7 separate regions of the Homo sapiens genome follow, and all the other regions are linked to region 1. Evidence: chromatin contacts called from ENCODE Hi-C data. All regions are on one chromosome and are shown on one strand. Each heading gives the region's core, a stretch centred on a gene start or an enhancer-like site at or near the end of the contact. The rest is flanking DNA. Distances are from core to core; before and after follow the strand shown. Region 1 holds the start of GTPBP6 (GTP binding protein 6 (putative)). Region 2 holds the start of ARSD (arylsulfatase D). Region 3 overlaps CD99 (CD99 molecule (Xg blood group)). Region 4 holds the start of CD99 (CD99 molecule (Xg blood group)). Region 5 has its middle 15 kb from the start of LINC00102. Region 6 holds the start of LINC03112 (long intergenic non-protein coding RNA 3112). Region 7 holds the start of DHRSX (dehydrogenase/reductase X-linked).

What was found. Hi-C counts contacts between places; a loop is a spot of excess contacts on that map. Pooled maps may share reads with other maps.
Region 2: a loop to region 1 is called in a map of ascending aorta, with 7 times the contacts of the local background. The contact joins the promoter of ARSD here to the promoter of GTPBP6 in region 1. A Hi-C loop is called at or near these places in 1 of 168 maps with a recorded cell type or tissue (ascending aorta), 1 of 37 single-sample maps with no recorded cell type and 7 of 50 pooled maps.
Region 3: a pooled map shows a loop between it and region 1 (10-fold over the local background). The contact joins the enhancer-like site here to the promoter of GTPBP6 in region 1. A Hi-C loop is called at or near these places in 2 of 37 single-sample maps with no recorded cell type and 7 of 50 pooled maps.
Region 4: a loop to region 1 is called in a map of ascending aorta, with 7 times the contacts of the local background. The contact joins the promoter of CD99 here to the promoter of GTPBP6 in region 1. A Hi-C loop is called at or near these places in 4 of 168 maps with a recorded cell type or tissue (ascending aorta, naive thymus-derived CD4-positive, alpha-beta T cell and psoas muscle), 4 of 37 single-sample maps with no recorded cell type and 18 of 50 pooled maps.
Region 5: a loop to region 1 is called in a map of naive thymus-derived CD4-positive, alpha-beta T cell, with 30 times the contacts of the local background. The contact joins the enhancer-like site here to the promoter of GTPBP6 in region 1. A Hi-C loop is called at or near these places in 1 of 168 maps with a recorded cell type or tissue (naive thymus-derived CD4-positive, alpha-beta T cell), 4 of 37 single-sample maps with no recorded cell type and 8 of 50 pooled maps.
Region 6: a map of naive thymus-derived CD4-positive, alpha-beta T cell shows a loop between it and region 1 (11-fold over the local background). The contact joins the promoter of LINC03112 here to the promoter of GTPBP6 in region 1. A Hi-C loop is called at or near these places in 1 of 168 maps with a recorded cell type or tissue (naive thymus-derived CD4-positive, alpha-beta T cell), 2 of 37 single-sample maps with no recorded cell type and 10 of 50 pooled maps.
Region 7: a loop to region 1 is called in a pooled map, with 11 times the contacts of the local background. The contact joins the promoter of DHRSX here to the promoter of GTPBP6 in region 1. A Hi-C loop is called at or near these places in 2 of 37 single-sample maps with no recorded cell type and 10 of 50 pooled maps.

The regions. Positions count from the first base shown.
Region 1 is chrX:317,173-320,539 of GRCh38, reverse strand. It overlaps GTPBP6 (GTP binding protein 6 (putative)), which reads left to right and starts at 1,744. Exons shown (of 10, transcript NM_012227.4): 1 at 1,744-2,101. The coding sequence starts at 1,753. It overlaps LINC00685 (long intergenic non-protein coding RNA 685), which reads right to left and starts at 1,395. Exons shown (of 1, transcript NR_027232.1): 1 at 1-1,395.
Region 2 is chrX:2,927,749-2,931,115 of GRCh38, reverse strand. ARSD (arylsulfatase D) reads left to right here and starts at 1,777. Exons shown (of 10, transcript NM_001669.4): 1 at 1,777-1,884. The coding sequence starts at 1,841. RefSeq lists silencers at 1,760-2,109, 2,130-2,289.
Region 3 is chrX:2,708,827-2,712,193 of GRCh38, reverse strand. All of the region lies in intron 1 of CD99 (CD99 molecule (Xg blood group)), which reads right to left. Among named protein-coding and RNA genes, the nearest start is that of CD99, 19 kb to the right of the region's middle. Within about 2 kb of position 1,498, at least 17 of the 41 ENCODE cell types and tissues checked have a DNase peak (open chromatin) inside an H3K27ac peak, as active enhancers do.
Region 4 is chrX:2,689,597-2,692,963 of GRCh38, reverse strand. It overlaps CD99 (CD99 molecule (Xg blood group)), which reads right to left and starts at 1,669. Exons shown (of 10, transcript NM_002414.5): 1 at 1,537-1,669. The coding sequence starts at 1,603.
Region 5 is chrX:2,628,419-2,631,785 of GRCh38, reverse strand. It overlaps the pseudogene CD99P1. Among named protein-coding and RNA genes, the nearest start is that of LINC00102, 15 kb to the right of the region's middle. Within about 2 kb of position 1,630, at least 11 of the 41 ENCODE cell types and tissues checked have a DNase peak (open chromatin) inside an H3K27ac peak, as active enhancers do.
Region 6 is chrX:2,607,510-2,610,876 of GRCh38, reverse strand. LINC03112 (long intergenic non-protein coding RNA 3112) reads left to right here and starts at 1,710. Exons shown (of 2, transcript XR_001755779.3): 1 at 1,710-1,771. It overlaps MIR6089 (microRNA 6089), which reads right to left and starts at 1,686; the gene lies at 1,623-1,686. It also overlaps the pseudogene CD99P1. RefSeq lists an enhancer at 1,815-2,339.
Region 7 is chrX:2,499,507-2,502,873 of GRCh38, reverse strand. DHRSX (dehydrogenase/reductase X-linked) reads left to right here and starts at 1,898. Exons shown (of 7, transcript NM_145177.3): 1 at 1,898-2,057. The coding sequence starts at 1,949. ZBED1 (zinc finger BED-type containing 1) reads left to right here and starts at 1,898. Exons shown (of 2, transcript NM_001171136.2): 1 at 1,898-2,057.

The sequences.
Region 1 (3,367 bases), core at 495-2,994:
AATCCTGGTGAGGGCTGGGGTTGCAGGACGCTCTGCACACCACGGGTAACAGTTTTGGGGTAGCTTCTCTGAGACCGGCTGCCTCTTACTGTCCCCTGGACCAGGGGGGCGCCGCTCTCATCCTCCTGGCATCTCCCAGGCCCCTGCCCCACTCAGAGCTCCACCGCAGGGGCTCCCGAGGCTGGACTCAGACCCGCTGGATCCCATCCAGGCCCCCAAGGCAGCAGTGGAGACCCTCAAGGCTGGACTCCAGCCCCTAATGTAGACTCAGGGACCCCTGGGATGGATGGGTTCGAACCCCCAAAGCTGACTTCAGGACCCTCAGAGCTGGACTCCACCCTCCAAGGCAGCATTCGGGACCCTCACGGCTGGACTCGAGGCCCACGGCAGACATGAAGACCCCTGGGAGGCGTCCGGGACCCCCAGGACTGAATTTGAGGCCCCCAGGCAGACGTGGGGGCCCCTGGGCGGTGGTCAGGACGCCTGGGGCTGGACCCAACCCCCAAGGCAGACGAGGAGAACCCCCGGGCGGCATCCGGGCCCCCCAGGGCTGGACTCAAGCCCCCAAGGCTAGACGTGGGGACCCACCTGGGCGGCGACCGGGACCCCCAGAGCAGGTCTCAAGCCCCAAAGGCAGACGTGGGGGCTCCTCGGCGACGTCCAGGACCCCCAGGGCTGGACTCAAGCCCCCAAGGCTAGACACGGTGACTCCGGGGTGGCGTCCGAGACTCCCACGGGGGAACTCCAGTCTCCAAGGTAGACGTGAGGACCCCCGGGCGGCATCGGGGACCCCCAGGGCGGGACTCGAGCCCCCAAGGCAGACGCGGGGATGCCGAGGCGGCGTCCAGGACCCCCAGGGCGGGACTCGGGCCCCCAAGGCAGACGCGGGGACGCCGAGGCGGCGTCCAGGACCCCCATGGCTGGACTCGAGCCCCCAAAGCAGACATGGGGACCCCCTGGGTGGCGTCCGGGACCCTGAGAGCTGGACTCGAGCCCCCAGGGCAGACGTGGGGACTCCGGGGCAGCTTCCGGGGCCCCCACGGCGGCTCTCCAGGTTCCAGGGCAGACGTGGAGACCCCTGGGCGACGTCACGGACGCCCAGGGCGGGACTCGAGCCCCCAAGGCAGACGTAGGGACCCCTGGGCGCCGTTCTCGATCCCCGGGGCTGGAGTCAAGCCCCCGAGGCGGCGTTCCGGACTCTCGCAATCAGACTTGGACTCCACCCAGCGCGGAACGGGGTAGGACGGGAGCGAGGACGAGGTGAGTGAAGGCAGCGCTGCCGCCGCCGCCGCCGCCGCCGAGGCTCGGGGTCCTGGCGCCTACCGGGCCGGCGGCTGCACCGCGGGATGGGTCTGCCAGGAGCCGCCCACGCCGAACAAGAAGCGGCCCGGTCCCGCCTCCCCCGCCGGCAGCGCGTGCCAATCACCAGCACCTGATGCGGGGCGACCAATGAGGAGCACGCCCTGCCGGGGCGCGGCGCTAGGGAGCCCGCCCCGGCCGCACGCCAATCACCAGCACGTGACAAGGGATGACCAATGAGGATCACGCCCTATGCTGCGGAGAGGCGCTGGTGAGCACGCCCCAGCTGCACGCCAATCACTAGCACGTGACGCCGGATGACCAATGAGGAGCACGGCCTGTGCCGGGGAGAGGCGCTGGTGAGCCAGCCCCGGCCGCACGCCAATCACGAGCACGTGATGAGGAGCGGCCTGTGGGCAGCCCCCGCCCCAACGTTCAGCCTCCAGACGCGCCATGTGGGCCCTGCGGGCCGCCGTACGCCCGGGGCTGCGGCTCTCCCGCGTGGGCCGCGGCCGCTCGGCTCCGCGGGCAGCCGCGCCGTCCTGCCCCGCGCGCGCGCTAGCCGCTGTCGGCCGCAGGAGCCCCGGGAATCTGGAGGGGCCGTGGGGCGGAGGGCGGGGCCTGCGGGCGGACGGCGGCCGAAGCCGCACGGGAGACGACGAGGAGGAGCCGGAAGATGCGGACGAGAACGCCGAGGAGGAGCTGCTGCGGGGAGAGCCTCTGCTGCCGGCGGGGACCCAGCGCGTGTGTCTGGTTCACCCTGACGTCAAGTGGGGCCCGGGGAAGTCGCAGATGACTCGAGGTGACCGCGGCAGGGCTTTCGGGGGAGAAACAGGAGCTGGAGACCTGGGGGCGGGGCTCTGAGGGGAGGGGGCTCATAGGTGGAGATTCAGGGGCGGGGCTCTGAAGGGACGATCTCATAGGTGGAGATTCAGGGGCGGGGTTCTGTGGGGAGAATCTCATAGGTGGAGGCGCAAGGGCGGGGCTCTGCAGGAAGGATTTCATAGGTGGAGATTCAGGGGCGGGACTCGGGAGAATCATAGCTGGCGATGCAAGGGCGGGGCTCTGGGGAGGCTCATAGGTAGAGATTCAGGGACGGGGCTCTGACCTGAGAATCTCATAGGTGGAGACCCAGGGCGGGGCTTTGAGGGGAAGAGCTCAGGTGGCGACGTAGGGGCGGGGCTTCAGGGGGCCAGGCTCTAAGGAGAGGGTCTGATGGTTGGAGATGCCAGGGCGTGGCGCTGAGGGGCGGGGCTCTGAGGGGAAGAGCTTATGGATGGTGATGCGGGGGCGGGGCTCTGAAGGGAGGATCTCATAGGTGGAGGTGCATGGGTGGGGTTCGGGGGAGGAGCCCATGGGTGAAAGGGCGGGGCTTATGGGGAAGAGGGGAGGATATCATTGGTGGAGGTGCGTGGGCGGGGCTTCGGGGGAGGGGCCTATGGGGTAAAAGTGCGGGGGCGGAGCTTATGGGGTGGAGTCCGTGGGATGGGGTGGGGCCCGTGGGGTCCGTGGGGTGGGGTGGGGTGGGGTGGGGTGGGGTGGGGTTGGGTGGGCCGGGGCGGTTCTCGCCGATGGGACCTACGTTTCTCTTGCTCTGGGTTAGAGGTAGGCACGGTGTGTTTGAGGTCAGGGAAGGGAGGGCGTCCAGCGGACCAATCTGTGTCTAGTCCCACCCCCCACCCCCCAGGAGGAAATGCAAATGAATAAGTCGCTGCACGTGTCAGAGTCTCATAAAGGTTGATTTTTCCCTTGGAAGCTCCTGTAGTCGATGAGTGGTTTTTCTTTACGGGTGTTTTCCAAAATGGCTAATTCCTGGAACAGATGAAGCCCCGAACTGCTCAGAACAGCGCGCAGACCTCTTGCCTCTCTACTCCCCAAACCTGCCGGTGGTTCCTCAGTAATCCCCTGAGCACCCGCAGCTCCCGGGTTCCCTGCTGCGCCCGCCTGGAGCCCAAATTCCATGTAAGGCAGGGTCGCCCTCGTGTCCCGCTGTGGCTCCGGTGTCCTTCTCCCGTCAGATTCCTACTTAGAGGCCCTGGGGGGACGAAGTCATATCGGGGGACAAACG
Region 2 (3,367 bases), core at 528-3,027, 2.6 Mb before region 1:
TCAACACAAACTTCCACCCCGCCTCCCCTACCTTACTGATTCCATTTGGTAAGCATAGAGAACTGAGTTGCAAAGGAAAAAAAAATGGCATAAATGTTGGAGGCAGAATAATGGTGAGGAGGACCTGGATATGCTTCCCACCTACACACCCAACATAGAGTCTTGTGGCTGGTCAGGCACAGTGGCTCACCTGTAATCCCAGTACTTTGGGAGGCCAAAGCAGGAGGACTGCTTGAGGCAAGAGTTTGAGACCAGCTTAGGCAACATAGTGGGACCTAGTCTCTAGCAAAAAAATAAATTAACAAAAATGTGTCAGGGGTGGTGGTGCACACCGGTAGTTCCACTTCCTTGGGAGGCGGTGACAGCCTCACCCTTGACAGCCTCAGCCTTGGAAAAAGAAAGTACTGTTAATCTTGAAGACTATGGAATCATTTTGTCCCTGACCAGTGGAAGAGGACCTAAGCAACCCCCTTTGAGGGAAAGTGGGTCACCTGGGCTGGAGGTAGGGATGTGATATTGTTTTGTAAGCTAGCATTTCCTACAAAATATGAATTTATACTTTGACCAGATCTTGCATTGTGAGGGGATGTGAGGGGATGAGGTAAGACATGAAGGGGCTTGAGAGAATCAGCGACTGGAGGTCAAGAGAGTTAGACAAAAACAAAGGCTCACTGCAGCCTCAACTCTCAGCCTTGATCTTTCTAGAGGTCAAAAGAGTTAAAAACAAAACAAACAAACAACAAAGGGAGAGCCAAAGATACAAAAAAAGCATTACGTGAGAGGGTAATGAGCAAAATAGCATCATTCAAAAACAAAAGGATGAGTCACAGAAAAGATGGGGAGGGGTCCAGGGCACAGTGATTAATCAAAAGGAGTAATTTCAACAGCAGTCTGATGAAAGAAACAAAGATAAAAATAGCAATTGGAATTAGCCGGGCGTGGTGGCACGCGCCTGTAGTCCCAGCTACTCGGGAGGCTGAGGCAGGAGAATCGCTTGAACCCAGGAGACGGAGGTTGCACTGAGCCGAGATCGCACCACTGCACTCCAGCCTGGGCGACAGAGTGAGTCCCTATCTCAAAATAATAATAATAATAGTAATAAAAGCAAAAAAAAAGGGCCCATCTAGCATTCCCCGTCCCAGACTTAGAGTACAAGTCCAGCATCCGGAACAGACATTTCAAACACCAAGCTTTGAGAAACTGAAATCGCAACTTGATTGCTCTGGGTAGGTCCTAAGACCCTTCCTGACAAAAAGAAAAGGGGCTCCCTGTGCTCAAGCCTAACTGGGTTTATTTTTTATTTTTATTTATTTATTTTTTGAGACGGAGTGTCACTCTGTCGCCCAGGCTGGAGTTGCAGTGGCGCGATCTCAGCTCACTGCAACCTCCACCTCCCGGGTTCAAGCAACTCTCCTGCTTCAGCCTCCCGAATAGCTGGGACTACAGACGTGAACTACCACACCCAGCTAATTTTTGTATTTTTAGTAGAGACGGGGTTTCACCAGGTTGGCCAGGCTGGTCTCGAACTCCTGACCTCAGGTGACCCACTCGTCTTGGCCTCCCAAACTGCTGGGATTCCAGGCGGGAGCCACCGCGCCCGGTCAATCGTAACTGGGTTTAATCAGCTCCTTAGCCCAGGCCTTCCCGTGTGACGACCTGGGAAAACCTGTTTCCACGCGCAGGTCCCGGAGGTCCCGAGAGCCAGGAGATGACGCGGATGAAGGAGGGGCGGGCGCCCGGCCCAGATCCCGCAGCTGAGAGGGCGGAAGCCTTGGCACTAGCGGCGCCCGGGCGCGGAGTGCGCAGGGCAAGGTCCTGCGCTCTGGGCCAGCGCTCGGCCATGCGATCCGCCGCGCGGAGGGGACGCGCCGCGCCCGCCGCCAGGTGCCTGGGACCCCGGGACGCGGCCCATACTAAGGCCTAGGGTGGGGGCCTGGGGAGGGGGTCGCGAGCACGGCGAGGGGCGCCCCGGGCGAGCCTGGGCCCCTGTAAAGGGCGTGGTTGTGTCCGGCGCCTTGTAGTCTCCAAAATGTAGCTGGAGGCGCGTTCTGTGCCCGGGAAAGACGCCAGACAGCAGAGCCCAGGGATGGGGGGCGACTGAGGGGACGAAGGGCGGGTGGAGGAGACCGAACTGAAGGGAAGGCGGAAGGGCAGGGAAAGAGAACAAAGGAGGAAGGGAAGGGAGGGCGGAGGAAGGCTGGCCGGGACCCGGAGGGAGCGGAAACTGGGCCGGTCACGCCCTGCTGGGTCCTCCGCCTTCCACGCCCAGCTACACCGCTGCCCGGATTCGGCCTTCAAAGGCTCCCTAAGACCCGCCCCGAACCGCGCCCCCCGCTCTGCCCCACTAAGACGCGCCCCGTCCCGCCCCAAGGCTCCATCCCCCGAAGCGTAGCCTTGCCCGCCCCACTTCCTAAGAGGCACCCCGTCCCGCCCCCAACCCCCCAGCTCGATGCCTTCCAGCACGGCCGTGTTCCCCGGGTCCACTAAGACGCTCCCTGTCCCTCCCCAACGCCCCGTCCTCCCGAGCACAGCTGTGACGCCCTCCCGATTTCTAAGAAGGCCCCTTCCCGCCCCCCGCCTCTTCGGCCCCACCATGACATGCTCCATCCCGCCCCCCGGCCCTTTGCCTTCCCAGCACGGCTGTGCCCTCCCCCTCATCCCACTAAGACGCGCCCCGTCCTTCCCCCAGACCCCATCCTCCCAAGCACGGCTGTGACTCCCCCAACACGCTCGGTAAGACACGCCCCTTTCCCCCCCGTGGGCTTCATTGGGCGCCCTCCCCCCAGCACCGCCGTGCCTACCCCGGTCACCCCCCAAGACTTCTCTGTCCCGTCCCCATCTCCACCACAAGCGCGGCCGTTACTTCCCTCTGGCCATCCCCCGGCGCCTTGGCCTTGTGCCGCCTCCATGTCCCCACCCTCTAGCACCGCCATGCCCCGCTGCACTTCCTCAGATGCGCCGGGTCCTGCATTCCCAGCTTCATTTGCGCCCCAGTGCCACCGGTAGAGGGTCGTGACTGCAAGTTGTCCAGGTTCTTGGCGTTTTGAACAAAGAATTGGACAAAACGCCCAGCAAAGAAAGAATGAAGCAACAAAAGAAGGAAAGCAGGGATTTATTGAAAACAAAAGGACACGTCACAGTGTGGGAGCCGACCAAGCAGCGGCTCAAGGGCCCGGGTACATAATCTTCTTGGGTCCAAATACCCCCTAGAAGTTTCCCATTGGCCACTTCATGCTCACCTCATGTAACTGAAGTGGTGGCCCGCGATCAGTCTGATTGGTTGCAGGCAGCAGCCAACCAAAGGGTGAAGTTACAAAGGTCACACTCCTGTGCAAACATCTGATTGGTTGCAAAACCCAACTAATCA
Region 3 (3,367 bases), core at 249-2,748, 2.4 Mb before region 1:
TCTGCTTCTGTGAGTTCAGTGGTTTTAGATTCCACGTAAGCGTGTTTGGGTCAGACGGTATTTGTCTTTCTGTGCTCGGCTTACTGCACTTAACATCATGTCCTCCAGTTCCATCCATGTTGTTGCAAATGGCAGGACTTCCTTCTTTTTTCTTTTTGAGACAGAGTCTCACTCTGTTGCCCAAGCTGGAGTGCGATGATCTTGGCTCACTACAACCTCCGCCTCCTGGGTTCAAGCAATTCTCCTGCCTCAGCCTCCTGAGTAGCTGGGACTATAGGCGCCCGCCCATCATGCCCAGCTAATTTTTTGTATTTTTACTAGAGACGGGGTTTCACCATGTTGGCCAGGCTGGTCTTGAACTCCTGACCTCAGGTGATCCACCTGCCTCAGCCTCCCAAAGTGCTAGGATGACAGGCATGAGCCACCGCACCCAGCCAACCTCCTTCTTTTTTAAAGCTGAATACCATTCCATTGTGAATATACCCTATTTTCTTTGTTCATTTAATAGCTTTATTGAGGCATAGTTTACATAGCATGAAAGGCACTTATTCTCACTGTGCAAATGAATGGCTTTTAGTGAATGTACAGAGTTGATATAGCACATTTTCTTTCTGCATTCATCCCTTGATGGGCTCTTCCATTGACTGCATGTCTTGGCTACTCCGAATGGTGCTGCAATAAACATGGGAGGGGAGTGTCTCTTTGACATACTGATTTCCTTTCCTTATCCCAAATAAACATATATATATATACACACATACACATACTATATATATATATAATACACACACATACTATATATACACATACTATATACATACATACTGTATATACACATACTATGTATACACACACTACATATATACACACCATATACATACATACTATATATACTATATATACATACTATATATACGAATTATATATTTATACAAATATATATATACACATATATATATTATATATATATAGACTTGCCCTGACTTGCTGGGAATACCCTGAAGGTTTAGAAGTCATCTCTGGGGCCGGGTGCGGTGGCTCACACCTGTAATCTCAGCACTTTGGGAGGCCAAGGTGAGAGGATCACGAGGTCAGGAGTTCGAGACCAGCCCAACCAACATGGTGAAACCCCGTCTCTACTATAAATACAAAAAAATTGGCCAGGCGTGGTGATATGCGCATGTAATCCCAGCTACTCAGGAGGCTGAGGCAGGAAAATCGCTTGAATCCGGGAAGTAGAGGTTGCAGTGAGCAGAGATCATGCCACTGCACTCCAGCCTGGGTGACAGAGGGAGACTCCATCTCAAAAAAAAAAAAAAAAAAAAAGTCATCTCTACATATCTTCATATGTAGATACATTAGTAGAGGGACTGCTAGATCAATTCGTAACTGTTTCAATTTCCTCAAAACTCTCTTCCCCGGAAATGACAGTGCTTCCTTGAAGGCTTACCTTTGTTAGTGCCTCAGCGGTAGACGTGACTTCTAAACCCTATGGGCATTCCCAGCAAGTCAGGGCAAGTCCCCACCCCCTCCACCCCAACAAAGAGATTCCAAGAGTCCATAATGTATTCTTTAGCAAGAAAGACATTCTCTTTAGAAAGGTAGGAAGACTTAATAATAAGCAGACAGAACTGTCAGAATGTTAAAGAAAAAAAAGCAGCAGCAATGACAAAAAAAAACCCCACACGTGAAAGTAAAGTACAGATATTATTTTAAGTGTAACCCTTCTTATTTCTGTAATTTCACCCTCATAAACAGAAGATGATCATAGACACCGTCACTAAAGAAACAAAACAAAGCAACATAGGACAATCCCCTTAAAGTGACTCATCCTTCCCAAGCTTCAGGAAATACTCAGAAACGGCAGTCAAGGGCGTACGAGACTCGGAAGGTTTCTAAGACCAGAGTCTTGTCTTCTCCCACTCCTCGCTCACAGCAGAACCCAGGAAACTCCAGTGTCAGGAGGTGGCCTCCATTCCCCAGGACACCCCACGGCCGGAACACAGTGGTAAAACTAGAACTCTCCTCCCAGGTTCCACCCCACACCCTGCACTCCCATGCCCAGCTGCCTGACACAGAACACGCAATCCTAGCATGAGGACTGCTATATATTTCCACAGAAAGGGCATGTCAGCTGCAAAATCGCAGGGCACAGGGAAAACACAGTATGATCTCGATGCTTCCCTCACATGGGAAATGTCACATGTGGTACACATTTTTTTTTTCAAAGACCCTCCTGGCTTGCTGGGTTTTTGCATCTGTCCCTGGGCCTCAGGGGGGCCATTTGCCCACCCAGGTGTCCCCAAGCTTCCCCCAACCACCTTCGGGTTTAGGTCCATGCTTCTTGCTGGGCACCTCTGCATTCAACAGCTCTTCATGTGCTCTTTGCAACCAAGCCACATTTTGGATTTTTTCCAATGCAGGGCCTGGGTATACGTGTGCATGTCTATGTACATGCATGTGCGTGTCTATGTACATGCATGTGTGTGTCTATGTTCATGCATGTGCGCGTGTGGATGTGCTCATGTGTACATGTGTATTTCATATACGCGTGCTCATGCATTCATGTGGTTTCTGTGTGTGCACGTGTGTGCTCCTGCACGTATGTGTGGGTGTATGGTGTGGGCACACATGTGCATGCATATATGTATTGCACTGCATGTGTGTGCACACGTGTTTTCATGTGCATTGTGAGTGTGCTGAATGCACACCTGTTTGCATGTGTATATGTGCACAAGTGCACTGCATGAATATATATGTGCATTTGTTCATGTGTCTGCGTGTTTGCCTGTGTGCTTGTGTGCATATGTGTGAGGGTGCTATCTGAGCACACACCTGTGTGCATGCATATATGGGTGTGCATGTGCACTGCAGGAGTATGTGCATGTGCTTGTGTGTTTTCATGTGTGCTCACGTGCACATGTGACTTGCTGTGTGGGTGCACACGTGTGCATGCATGCATATATGCATGGCATGAGTGTGCATGCATGTATGTGCCTGTGTATGTGTGCATGCACATGTGTGTCTGTCTGGTGTGTGTCCATGGCCTGCCACCTCCCCAGCCTAGCTTGCCCCTCCCATCCTCCTCCATCACCCTCAGAGTCCACCAGCCTTTTCCTCCACATGACTTCCCTGGTCATAGCCACTGAGCTGGGACCAGGTGTCACTTAGAAGCTTCCTCCTTTTCTTGCTCCACCTGCCCTCAGAGGCCACAGTGACGATGCTCTGGCTCACTTCATGTTCCTTCCACTGACCCCAATGCCCCCATGGACCCCACACAAACCCAGTTACAGGGGAGGGCACAGGCCCTCCCGCCACCAGTGTCACCCCCAGGCAAGCCTGGATTGCCAACTTCCCCTCTGCTTCA
Region 4 (3,367 bases), core at 420-2,919, 2.4 Mb before region 1:
TCGTGATGGAACTATAAAGGTCCCTGTGGCCCTGTCTCCCGTCTGCCTGTTCAGATGCCTCTGTTCTCCAGGAAACTGAATTCTTAGGCCACCAGCACTCCCTTGGATATATTTCCCTGACCCCAAGCCCACAGTAGGTGCAAAAGAAGGAAGGCAGGCATGAAGGATGAAGGAATGCATTCGCAGAGAGACAAGTGAAAAACCCGTTCATCTGCAGGTGCCTGGGGAACAAATGCAGCTGATAAAACCCTACAGAGCCATCCCGTCCGTGGTGACAGGTTGCCCGCAAGAAGGACATTTAGGAAGAAAAGGGAGAAACAGGAAGCTCTGCTTGGAACCTCCCCTGCAGGCTGGAAAGTCCTCCAAGTTTTCCTCTACGGAGCAGGCTTCATTATCTCTAATCTCTACCAAGTGAAAGCACAATTTCTAGGATACCCGGGACCCCTTTAAAGAGGGTGTAAATCCATTAGCAACTCCTCCCTAAAAATAGAGACCCGGCCTAGTCACCGCAGCTCTAGGCTGAGCTAGATCCTATCAACACAAATCGGGCCTCCTCCGTCCTCCCCAGGGCCGGGCGTTCCCGCGTCTCCTTCCTAAATACGTCCAGCCCTGATAAGGCCCGTCCTGAAGTCCACACTGCCCGCAAGCCGGTCTACTTAAAAGCCTGCCCATACGAAGAGCAAAAAATGCACTGACCATTGAAAAAAGAATTTATAACATGAAAAAAGAATTTATAACATACCACATCCGGCAGGGTCTCCGTTTCCGTTTCAAAGGGAGGGAAACAGAAAAACATGATTAAAGTAATAATTAGAAATAGGCCCGGTTTAGGGCGTGGGAGGGTGACCGTGGCTCTTTCTTCCCTGCCCACTTTTTCTGTTTTCCGAATTCTCCACCGCCGCAGATGGACAATTTGGTAAGCACACGTTTCTTTCTGCGCCCCGTGTTGCTTGGCGCACAGCACGCGCTGAAATTCCCGGAGCCCGCATCCACAGAGTATTTTTGAACATTTTCAGGGCTCAAAGTTTTTTTCTAACTTTTCCTTCCCTTCCCCCCACCACCCGGGTCTCAGGCTCCTAGCGATTCCAAATTTAGGCCCGGGACGCAGGGCGTGGCTGTGACAGGCAACTCCAGGGCGGCCTCCGCGCGCGGCCTGAAGACGCAGGTCCCCAAACCCTGGGGGTAGATAACGGGGTGGGGTGAGGGGCTCATGCAAAGGGAGAGAGATCTGTAAGAAGGTCCCCTAGATTGGGAAAAATCGGACGCACCTCTCCCAAGGCCGCCCCACATGTAAGAGTTTGCAACTCCGACAACAAACGCTGACTTTTCTCTCTGGAACGGCTCCAGGAAAAGCGTTGGGGAGAAAGTGGGCGCCTCCTCCGGGCCTGGGCCCCCGTGGGCACAGCGCGTCCTGCCGGGCAGGGAGGAGGCTCCGGGTGTCCCCGCGGGGCGCCCCCAACGCCGCATCTCAAGCGGATCCCCAGTCCCGGCCCGCGCCCTCCGCGTCCCCCAACCCGGATCCCTCCGCTCGCTCACCCGGGGCGGCGACCAGAACACCCAGCAGGCCGAAGAGCAGCAGCGCCAGCGCAGCCCCGCGGGCCATGGTGCGCCCAGAGCGCGCAGGGACGGTCCCGGAGTGCAGGGCGTGGGCGAAGGCGGCAGGACAGATACTCCCCCACGGGCCGGGTGGGGCGAAGCCCGGGGACTCGAAGGGGGCGGGTGAGGGGAGCGGCCCTGCAAGCTCAGCGCCGGCTGCGCCCGCCCCGCCCCGGCCTCCACGCGCGCACAGAAGGGGCGGGAACGCCGGGCCCGGGGAGGAGACAGAGGGGGTAGGCGGGCGGGGGTGGCCCAGGCAGCGCCGAGGGGAGTACGGTACACGCCCCGCCCCTTCTCAGGAAACTGCCCACGCCCCCTCACCCACCCACAGGGCCGTAGCCAGGGCGGCGCCGACCCGAAGCAAAGTGAACTACAACGTTCTCGGGAAAGTGCGGGTCCCTCCCGGTTTACAGCCCTCTGAATGCACGCCCGAGGGCGGCCCTTAACTGTAGTGGCACAAAACTGCCGCCCTTCTTGGAAACATAGAGCCCCCTCTCCCCACTCGCCCCTGCAGCCACTTCTCCGCCCCTCACCCCCTGGTCTCCAGTGGGAGCAAAAAAACAAACTTTCCCAGCAGCTCCCCTGCTCGGGAAAGTGCGGGTCCCTCCCTGTCTACAGCCTCCTAAATGCACGCCTGCAACTGTAGCGACACGAAACTGCCGCCCTTCTTGGAAACGTGTAGCCCCCCTCCCCACTCGCCCCTGCAGCCCCTTCTCCGCCCCTAGCAGGGACCCTCCCCTGCTCTGCAGTGGGAGCAGAGGAAACTCCCGGCTCCCCTGCTGGGAAAAGTATGGGGGCCCCTCCCCGCTGCTCACCTCAGGGAGTTCCCCAAGGGGAGCAAAGTGCAATCCTCTCCCTGCTCAGGAAGCCTAGGCCCCCGCTCCACAGGCAACCCCCGTCCCAAGTCCTTTCTAGAGCGTCCGAGCGCGGGGTGCGCAGCCGGGAGGGTGGCGGACGAACCCTTTGCGCCGGACCAAGGACAACCCTTGGAGTAGCCTCTGCGCTGGGGCAGTTTCTCCCCAGAATCCCCAGGACAAGGTTGGGAGTGGGGACTCCTGGTCACGGGAGTTAGTGAGGGGCAATAGGGAACGAGGTGCCTTCTATCTGGGGCACCTGGGCCCTAGTCCTGGTCATGGGCGACTCGCCTTCCAGTGGGCTTTGAGTTTAGACACCCTCCCGCGCCACTGGCCACAGCTGCAGTGCAGTTGTCGCCCTTCCCACACTTAACAATGTTATCTGTTAACACCTAAGCCTAAAATTGTATCCATTTTCCCGCAGGGTAGTGGAACAACTTTGCAGCCTGACAAATAACCCTGAATATTCTTGCATTCCACACTTCAAACTGTCCACGAAAAGAGTCAAACTAGGCCGGGCGCGGTGGCTCACGCCTGGAATCCCAGCGCTTTGGGAGACCGAGGCGGGTGGATCACCTGAGGTCAGGAATTGGAGACCAGCCTGACCAACAAGGTGAAACCCTGTCTCTTCTAAAATACAAAATTAGACGCGTGTGGTGGTGTGCACCTGTAGTCCCAGCTACTCAGGAGGCCGAGGCAAGAGAATCGCTTGAACCGGGGAGATGGAGGTTGCAGTGAGCCAAGATCAGGCCACTGCACTCCAGCCTGGGTGACAGAGCGAGACTCCGTCTCAAAAAAAAAGAAAGAAAAAAGAAAAAAAGAGAAAGGAGTCCAACTCTAACATATTTGAAGAGATTTATTCTGAGCCAAATATGAGTGACCATGGCCCATGACACAGCCCTCAGGAGGTCCCGAGA
Region 5 (3,367 bases), core at 381-2,880, 2.3 Mb before region 1:
GCTACAATTATCCATATGAACCAGAAAGTGTGGCAATATCCCTATGAACCAGGAAGTGCTACAATTATCTGGATGAACCAGGAAGTGTGGCAATGTCCCTATGAACCAGGAAGTGCTACTATTATCCACACGGACCGGGAAGTGTGGCAATGTCACTATGAACCAGAAAGTGTCAAAATTTCCCTATGAACCAGGAAGTGCTACAATTATCCATATGAACCAGAAAGTGTTACAATGTCCCTGCAAACTAGGAAGTTCTACAATTATCTGAATGAACCAGGAAGTGTTGTAATGTACCTGTGAACCAGGAAGTGCTACTATTATCCATATGAACCAGGAAGTGCTACAATTATCGATATGAACCAGAAAGCGTGGCAATATCCCTATGAACCAGGAAGTGCTACAATTATCTGGATGAACCAGGAAGTGTGGCAATGTCCCTATGAACCAGGAAGTGCTACTATTATCCACATGGACCGGGAAGTGTGGCAATGTCACTATGAACCAGAAAGTGTCACAATTTCCCTATGAACCAGGAAGTGCTACAATTCTCCACATGAACCAGAAAGTGTTACAATGTCCCTGCAAATTAGGAAGTTCTACAATTATCTGAATGAACCAGGAAGTGTTGTAATGTCCCTGTGAACCAGGAAGTGCTATTTTCCATATGAACCAGGAAGTGCTACAATTATCCATATGACCCAGAAAGTGTGGCAATATCCCTATGAACCAGGAAGTGCTACAATTATCTGGATGAACCAGGAAGTGTGGCAATGTCCCTATGAACCAGGAAGTGCTATTATCCACACGGACCAGGAAGTGTGGCAATGTCACTATGAACCAGAAAGTGTCACAATTTCCCTATGAACCAGGAAGTGCTACAATTATCCATATGAACCAGAAAGTGTTACAATGTCCCTGCAAACTAGGAAGTTCTACAATTATCTGAATGAACCAGGAAGTGTTGTAATGTACCTGTGAACCAGGAAGTGCTACTATTATCCTTATGAACCAGGAAGTGTGGCACTATCCCTATGAACCAGGAAGTGCTACAATTATCTGGATGAACCAGGAAGTGTGGCAATGTCCCTATGAACCAGGAAGTGCTACTATTATCCACATGGACCAGGAAGTGTGGCAATGTCACTATGAACCAGGAAGTGTGGCAATATCACTATGAACCAGAAAGTGTCACAATTTACCGATGAACCAGGAAGTGCTACAATTATCTGGATGAACCAGGAAGTGTGGCAATGTCCCTACGAACCAGGAAGTGCTATTATCCACACGGACCGGGAAGTGTGGCAATGTCACTATAAACCAGAAAGTGTCACAATTTCCCTATGAACCAGGAAGTGCTACAATTATCCATATGAACCAGAAAGTGTTACAATGTCCCTGCAAACTAGGAAGTTTTACAATTATCTGAATGAACCAGGAAGTGTTGTAATGTACCTGTGAACCAGGAAGTGCTACTATTATCCATATGAACCAGGAAGTGCTACAATTATCCATATGAACCAGAAAGTGTGGCAATATCCCTATGAACCAGGAAGTGCTACAATTATCTGGATGAACCAGGAAGTGTGGTAAGGTCCCTACGAACCAGGAAGTGCTACTATTATCCACATGGACCAGGAAGTGTGGCAATGTCACTATGAACCAGAAAGTGTCACAATTTCCCTATGAACCAGGAAGTGCTACAATTATCCAGATGAACCAGGAAGTGTGGCAATGTCCCTATGAACCAGGAAGTGCTACAATTATCCCTATGAACCAGACGGTTCCAAATGTCTTTATGAACCAGGAAGTTCTACAATTATCCATATGAACCAGAAAGTGTGGCAGTGTCACTATGAACCAGGAAGTGTCACAATGATCCTAAAAACTAAGAAGTGCTACAATTATCCATATGAACCAGGAAGTATTGCAATGTCCCTGCAAACCAGGAAGTGCTACAATTATCCGTATGAACCAGGAAGTGCTACAATTATCCGTATGTATGAACCCGGAAATGTTACTATGTCCCTATGAACCAGGAAGTGCTATTATCCATATGAACCAGAAAGTGTTACAATGTCCCTGCAAACCAGGAAGTTATACAATTATCAGAATGAACCAGGAAGTGTTGCAATGTCTCTGTGAAACAGGAAGTGTTGCAATGTCCATGTGAACCAGGAATTGCTACTATTATCTATATGAACCAGGAAGTACTAGAGTTATTCGTATGAACCAGAAAGTATTACAATGTCCCTATGAAACAGGAAGTGCTACAATTATCCCTATGAACCAGGAAGTGTTGCAATGTCCCTGGGAATCAGGAAGTGCTAACAATTATGTGTATGAACCAAAAAGCGTTGCAATGTCCCTGTGAACCAGGAAATGCTACAATTACCCATAAGAACCAGGAAGTGTCACAATGTCCCTGTGAACCAGGAAGTGCTACTATTATCCATTTGAACCAGGAAATGTAACAATGTGAGCCAGAAAGTTTTACAATGTCCCTATGAATCAGAAAGCATTACAATCTCCAGATAAACCAGGAAGTGTTATAATGTCCCTCTAAACTAGAAAGTGCTGCAACCTTCCAATGACCCAGGAAGTTCATTTATCATGTCTAGGAAGCAGGAAGTGCTACAACCTCCCCAGTGACCCAGGAAGTTCTCTTACCATCCCCAGGAAACAGGAAGTGCTACAAACTTCGCTAGTGACCCAGGAAGTTTATTTAACATCTCCAGGAAGTTCATTGACCATCTCTAGGAAGCAGGAAGTGCTACAACCTCCCCAGTGACCCAGGATGTTCACTGACCATCTCTAGGAAAGCAGGAAGTGCTACAACCTCCTCAGTGACCCAGGACGTTTATTTACCATCTCCAGGAAGCAGGAAGTACTACAACCTTCCCAGTGACTCAGGAAGTTCATTGACCATCTCTGGGCAGCAGGAAGTGCTACAACCTCCCATGTGACACAGAAAGTTTATTTACCATCTCCAGGAAGCAGGAAGTGCTACAACTTTCCCAGTGACCCAGGGAGTTCATTTACCATGTCTAGAAAGCAGGAAGTGCTACAACCTTCCAGTTGATGGGGTACAGGACACCCCACCCTGAATAAGAATGTAGATCATTACGTGACACTCTGAAATATGCCACCTTGGCATACTGATTGCCTTGAGCAGAAATAAATCAAGAACCAGCCAAAGCACAACCCACGGTCTCTTGACTTCATCACAGTGCTCTTGTCTGACATTTCTTATTGACTTTAAAAATGTCCTGTCTGTGACATTTCTTAGGTCCAACAGGAAACCCCAAGCCAGGTAGCGGGAGCCAGGCCAGCCCCTGGATGTCAGCGGCTGCCTGCTTCTCTCACC
Region 6 (3,367 bases), core at 461-2,960, 2.3 Mb before region 1:
ATTCCTATCTTCTCATCACTCTTCCCTCAGGTGAAAACAGTAAAAGATGAGCATGAGACAGAAAAAGAGGGAGTAAGAGAGAGAGAGGAGAGAGAAAGAGGGGGAGAGAGGAGATAGAGGAGAGAAAGAGGAGAGGGAGGAGAGGGGGGAGAGAGAGAGGAGATAGATGAGAGAGGCGGGAGAGAGACAAGAGAGAGAGGAGAGAGAAGGAGAGAGTGAGGAGATAGAGAGAGGAGAAAGGCGAGAGACAAGAGAGAAGGAGACAGGAGAGAGAGAGATGGGAGAGAGAAAAGAGGAGAGAGAGGAGAGGAGAGAGAGAGGAGAGAGGAGAGGAGAGAGAGACGAGAGAGAAAAGGAGAGAAAGAAGAGGGGGAGAGAGAGAAGAGGGGGAGAGAGAGAAAAGGGGAGAGAGGAGAGAGGTGAGAGAGAGGCGAGAGAAAGAGGAAAGAGGGGAGAGAGAGGGAGAGAGGAGAGTGAGGAGAGAGAAAAGCGAGAGAAAGAAGAGAGAGAAGAGAGAGAGGGAACAGGAGAGAAGAGAGAGAGAGGAGAGGAGAGAGAGAGGAAGAGGGAGAGAAGAGGAGAGAGAGAAAGGAAAGAGAAGAGAGGAGAGACAGAAAGAGAAGAGAGACTGCAGTATCCATAAGATCCATAAGAACGTCACCAGGGTTGGGGGGGAATCGGATGCCACCTCTTCCCCAGGTTCCCCTAAATTTAAGAGTTTGCGATTCTGCAAACTGTAGAAGGAAAATTAAAACTTGGAACCCCAGTTCACTCTGCCAAAATAATTAATAATAATAATAATAAAGCTGGAAGCTGAGTCAGGCAGGAAGCTGTCTTTCCTTCTGTTCCCAAGCAGACAGTGCAATAACTCTCTGTTGACCTTATCTTAGTAAAGTGCCAATTTAGTGAGCGCAAGACAAATACATAATTGACTATTCTACCTGCTGCTTTTCTTTTGCAACAGGTGAATTCGGTAAAATGAGCCTTCCTCCTTCTTTCCCCTCCAGCGTGCTTTCCCCCTTTAAATACCGAAGCTCTCAATAGTATCTTTGGAGAAAGGCATAGACCCGTCTCCCGGGCTCCTTCCTGATCTTCGCCGAATCAACTCAAAAGGATTGGGACTTGTCCCAGATACTTTTTGGTTTACGAAAGAAACGCTGGCTTTTTCCTCTGAAACGGCTCCCACCTGGCCCCAGGAAGAGCGCTGGGGAGAAAGTGGGCGCCTCCTCCGGACCTGGGTCCCCGTGGGCACAGCGCGTCCCGCCGGGCACGGAAGAGGGGCCGGGTGTCCCCGCGGGGCGCCCCGCCCCTGCACCCCACATCCCCAGGCGGATCCCCAGGCCCAGCCCGCGCCACCCCCCGCGTCCTCCCACCCGGATCCCGCCGCTCGCTCACCGGGGCGGCCACCAGACGGCGGAGCAGGCCGAGGAGCCGCAGCGCCAGCACGGCCCCGCGCGCCACGGCGCGCCCAAGGCGAGCAGAGATCGTCCGCGAGTGCAGCGCGCGGGCGAAGGCGGCGGGACGGAACCTCCCCCACGGGCCGGGTGGGGCGGAGCCCGCGGAGGACTCGAAGGGGTTGGGTGAGGGGAGCAGCCCTGCAAACTCAGCCCAGGCTGCGCCTGCCCCGCCCCGCCCCACCCCGGCCTCCACTGGCGCACGGAAGGGGAGGGAACGCCGGGCCCGGGGAGGGGACAGAGGAGGGGGCGGGCGGAGGTGGCTCGGGCCGCGCCGAGGGGACCACGGGACGCCCTCCTTCCCTTCTCAGGAAACTGTGAGTGCCCCCCGCCCACAAGCCCGTCGCCAGGATGCCGCCAACTAGAGCAAAGTGAAACCCCCAACATTCTCGGGAAAGTGCGGGTCCCTCCCTCTCTACAGCCCCTTAAATGCACGCCCCAGGGCGGCCCCTACCTGGAGCCAAGAGAAACCGCTGCCCTTCTTGGAGAGGTGTGGGCCTCTCCGCGCCCGCCCTTGCTGTCCCCTCTCTGTTCCTAACAGGCACCCCCCCCAGGCAGCCCCAACGGGGAGGAAATGAAACTCTTCCTGCTCCTCTGCTCGGAAAACTATGGGGCCCCCTTCCAGCTGCTCACGGGGCGCTCAGGGCGATCCCCAAGGGGTGCAAAGTGCAATCCCCTCCCTGCTTAGAAAGGCGTAGGCCTTGACAGGCAGCCACGGCCCCTGGTCCTTTCTGGAGCGTCCGAGCTGGGGGCGCTCAGTGGTGAAAGATGGCGGGGGTGGGGGGCTTTGAGACACACTGCGGATACCCGCTCTGCGCGGGACCAAGGACGTTCTGCCGCAAGCTCAGAGACAGGGTTGGGAGTGAGGACTTGTGGTCGTGGTTTGGGGTTGGGGGTAAGACCCCTATCTGGGTCGCCTGGCTGAGTCCTGGTCCTTGGCGACTCACCCCAGCAGGCTGCGTCAGGGGCCCTTCGGTAACACTGGTCTTGTGCTGTCTCAGGCCTGCGGGTGACTCCGTCTCTCCCCAGGCCACCTGTGCCCCTGGATCAGACACAGGCAAGGCCAGAGGGGCTGGCCCCGCACCCTGGGGCCCACCTCAGGGGTTTGAGGAATGCAGCAGTCTAACTATGCACTCCACTCCTGGAGGCAGAATCATTTTTCTTTTTTCTTTCTTTTTTTTTTTTTTTTGGTCTTTGCTTCATCCTGAACCTGCCTGGGATAATGACGTGATGGCTGGAGTCCCAGCAGCCAGTTCGAAGCAGGAAGTCTCCTACAGGATAGAAGTTGTCTGTGTGTTGTTTGTTTGTTTATTTGTTTGTTTTGAGATGGAGTCTTGCTCTGTGGCCCAGGCTGGAGTGCAGTGGCACAATCTTGGCTCACTGCAACCTCCGCCTCCCGGGTTCAAGTGATTCTCCTGCCTCAGCCTCCCCAGTACCTGGGATTACAGGCATGCACCACCATGCCAGGCTACTTTTTGTATTTTTAGTAAAGACAGGGTTTCACCTTGTTGGCCAGGCTGGTCTCGAACTCCTGACCTCATGATCCGCCCACCTCGGCCTCCCAAAGTGCTGGGATTACAGGCATGAGCCACCGCACCCGGCCAGAAGTTGTATTCTAAGCATGGCAGAACACGTTGAGCAAAGGTATCAGGGTGGCTGATGATACAGCAGGACGGCTGTGCCAGCCCGACTCACATTCCCAACTTCTTTTACAGGACAAAGGAGTACATTTTTATCTTACCATTTGCTAAAGTTAGGTTTCTATCAGCTTTCTTTAAATCACTTTTATTTCTGGTTTTCATTACCAAGGTCTGAGCCCAACTTAGAGACCTCCCGTGAGGTTCTTGTGGGCAACCAAAGCACTTAAGAGGTGTCAGAGCATCACACACCATGTCTGCTGCACAGACGATCAA
Region 7 (3,367 bases), core at 649-3,148, 2.2 Mb before region 1:
TCCTGGTTTTTAAGATGGAGTTGATGATTAAAATGGTGTCACCCCAGCTCTCCCAGGCTCCTGTCTCCCAAACACAGCGGGTGTTAGGATCTGTGTGGAGTCCCGGATGCCAGGTCTGGGGTCCCCTGGGGGACCAGGTGTGGGACTGGGAGGGTTGTGGTGGGGTGAAGGTCTGAGTGTCTGGGTGGGGGGTTCCATGAAGAATTCCAGTAGGAGTCTGCTGGGGGGTCCATGTGGGATTTCAGCCTTGGCCCTGGTAAGGGTCTGGGTGGGGGTTCTGTGCTGGTCTGGGGTTCCCTGAGGGAGCCCAGGTAACTCTGTGGTTGTCTGGGGTTCCCAACCAAGGTCTGAGTAGGGGTCTGCTGTCCCAGTAGGGATCAGGGTGGGGAGGGGGCTCGTGGTCCCTGAAGTAGTCTGGAGTTCTCTGCAGGGGCCGGGAAGGGGGTCTGTGATCCCTGCAGGGTTGTTGGGGGCAGGGAAGTGGAGGGGTAGGTTTGGTGGGTGGTGTCTGTGGCCTGGCAGGAATTGGGGTGGGGTCTGTGGTCTCAGTAGGAACTGGGGTGTGGGGTCCGTGCTTGGGGCAGGTTCTGTGGTGTCAGCAGGAACTGGGGTGTGGGGTCCGTGCTTGGGGCAGGTTCTGTGGTGTCAGTACGAATTAGGGTGTGGGGTCCATGGTCCTTACAGCTGTTCAGAGTCCTCTGTGGGAGTCCTGGTCCATAATCCTGGCATGGCTCTGGGTGGTTGTCTGGGGTTCCCTATGGGGTCCAAGTCCTTGTGGTCCCTGCTGAGGTCTGCGTGGGGTTACATGATTCTGGCTAAGATGGGGAGGGTGGTTCCCGTGGTGGTCCTGGTCCCCTGCAGGGTCTGGGTAGGGGATCTGTGATCCCATGGTGGGGGTCCTGGCTGGGGCTTGAATGGGGTTCCATGGTCTTGGCTGGAGTGTGGGGTCTTGGAGAGGCAGTCCAGCTGGGGTCTGTAGTCCTGGGGGGCGTCCTGGCAGGGGTCTGTGGTCTTGTGGGGTGCTGGCTGGGGCCTGTGGTCCGGGGGGTGGTTGTGATGGAGGTGGAGGTCCTAGAAGGGGGCCCCAGTAGGGGTCTGTGATCCTGGAGAGGGGTCCTGGTGGTGGGGGTCCCAGTGGAGGTCTGTGGTCCTGGGGGGCCCTGGGAGGATCTGTGGTACTGGGGAGTCCTGGTGGAGGTCTGTAGTCCTGGTGGGGTTCTTGGTGGGGTGTCTGGGCGTGCCCCAGTGGGGGGGCCTGTGGTCTTGGGGGTCCCAGCAGGGGTCTGGGGTCCTGGGGGGTGTTCTTGGGAGGAGTCTATGGATCTGACTTGGGTGCTGGCTGGGGTCTGTAGTCCTGGGGGCGTCCTGGCTGGGGCTGTTGGTCTTGTGGTGGTGGGGATCCCTGCTGGGGTCTGCAGTCCTGCCGGGAGGGGGAAGGGTCCCTGCTGGGGTCTGTGGTCCTGGAGGAGGTGTGGAGGGTCCCTGCTGGGGTCTGTGGTCCTGGGGGGGATTCCTGGCTGGGGTCTGTGGTCCTGGCTGGGGGTGTGTGTGGGGGGTCCCTGCTGGGGTCTGTGGTCCTGAAGGGGGGGTCCTGACTGGGGTCAGTGGTCCTGGGGGCGTCCTGGCTGGGGTCTGTGGTCCTGGGGGGGGGGGTCCTGGCTGAAGTCTATGGTCCTTGCAGGGGGGGGTTCCTGGCTGGAGTCTGTGGTCCTGGGGGGGGTGTCCTGGCTGGGGTCGGTTGTCCGCTCGGGGTCCCCAGTCCTGCAGGCGGTGCGGGATCCCAGAGGGCCCGGGCGGGGTCTGGGGTTGGGGGTTCCCCGCAGGCCGGGGCGGTTCGGGGCGGGCAGGGGGCGGTCCGGGGCGCGCGCGTTTCCGCCGTCCGTCCGGGCGGGCGGGCGCAGAGTCCCGCGGGCGGCGCGGAAGCGGCGGCGGCGCGGCCGGGGCAGCCATGTCGCCATTGTCTGCGGCGCGGGCGGCCCTGCGGGTCTACGCGGTAGGCGCCGCGGTGATCCTGGCGCAGCTGCTGCGGCGCTGCCGCGGGGGCTTCCTGGAGCCAGGTCAGCGGGGCGGGGCAGGGGTCAGGGCTCCGGGGACCCGGGTGGGCGCGGGCTGGCTCGGGGGCGGGGGCGCGGGGGCTCCGCGTGACCTTGGCGAGGCGGTGGCGCTCCCGGAAGTGGGGCTGGGCGGGGGTCGAGGTGTGGCCGGGGGTGGGGGGGGGGCGGCGTGCGCGCTGGGACCTCCCCGCCCCGCGCTTTCCGTCCCCGCCGGCTCTTCTGCGCGCCTGGCCCGGCCCGACCCGGCCCGACCCTTCCCTCCCCGCGCGTGTGGCCTCCCCGCCTGTCCCGGGTCGGGCTCCAACCAAGCAGCCCCCGTGCAGCCGCCCCCCCGCGCACCCTGACACCTCCGGGCCATGGCCGGGGACCCGGGGGCTCGCACGCCCCGCGCCCAAGACATCAGGCGGCTCTGCCTGCCGCCTGCGGTCGGCCAGTGACCGCGCGCCCCCGCCAGGCCCCGGAGGGGAGGAGCGGGCGTCCCAGGGACCTCGACCCCTACCCACCCCAGGGTAAGTGAGGATGGGCCCTTCTCCGGAGGACGTCTCCAGAGGGGGCCCAGAGGCGGCTTCTCGGGCACTGGGGAGCCACGGAGGTCTGGTGGGGAGGGCAGGCCCGTTAAGTGGCAACTTTGTTTCCTTGGCCTTTGTAAACATCTCTGAGTCACAGATCTCCAACTTTGCAGGACTCGTTCACTGTCTGAACTCATCAGTGATGACCGCCACTGTGTTTTGTGTATGCAGATAACTTCTGTTCCTAGATTTGCAGGTTCAGAATTTATTATTATTATTATTTTTTGTAATAGGAAGTAGAGATGAAGTCTTGCTCTGTTGCCGAGGCTACTCTCGAACTCCTGGGCTCAAGCAGTCCTCCTGCCTCAGCCTCCCAAAGTGCTGGCATTACAGGCACCAGCTACTGCATCCGACTAATGTTTTAAAGTTTTGTAGACGGGGTCTTGCTATGTTGCTCAGGCTGGTCTCGAACTCCTGGGCTCAAGCGATCTTCCTTCCTTTGCCTCCCAAACTGTTGGGATTACAGGTGTGAGCCACCACACCTGTCTAATGTTTTAATTTTTTTGTGTAGCAATAGGGTCTTGCTACGTTGCCCAGGCTGGTCTGAAACTCATGGGCCGAAGCAATCCTCCTACCTGGGTCCCCCAAAGTGCTGGGTTTACAGGCGTGAGCCACCACGCCTGGCTAATGTTTTAAATTTTTTGTAGAGATGGCATCTCACCATGTTGCCCAGGCTGGTCTTGAACCCCTGGCCTGCAGCAATCCTCCAGTCTGGGCCTCCCAAACTGCTGGGATTACAGACAG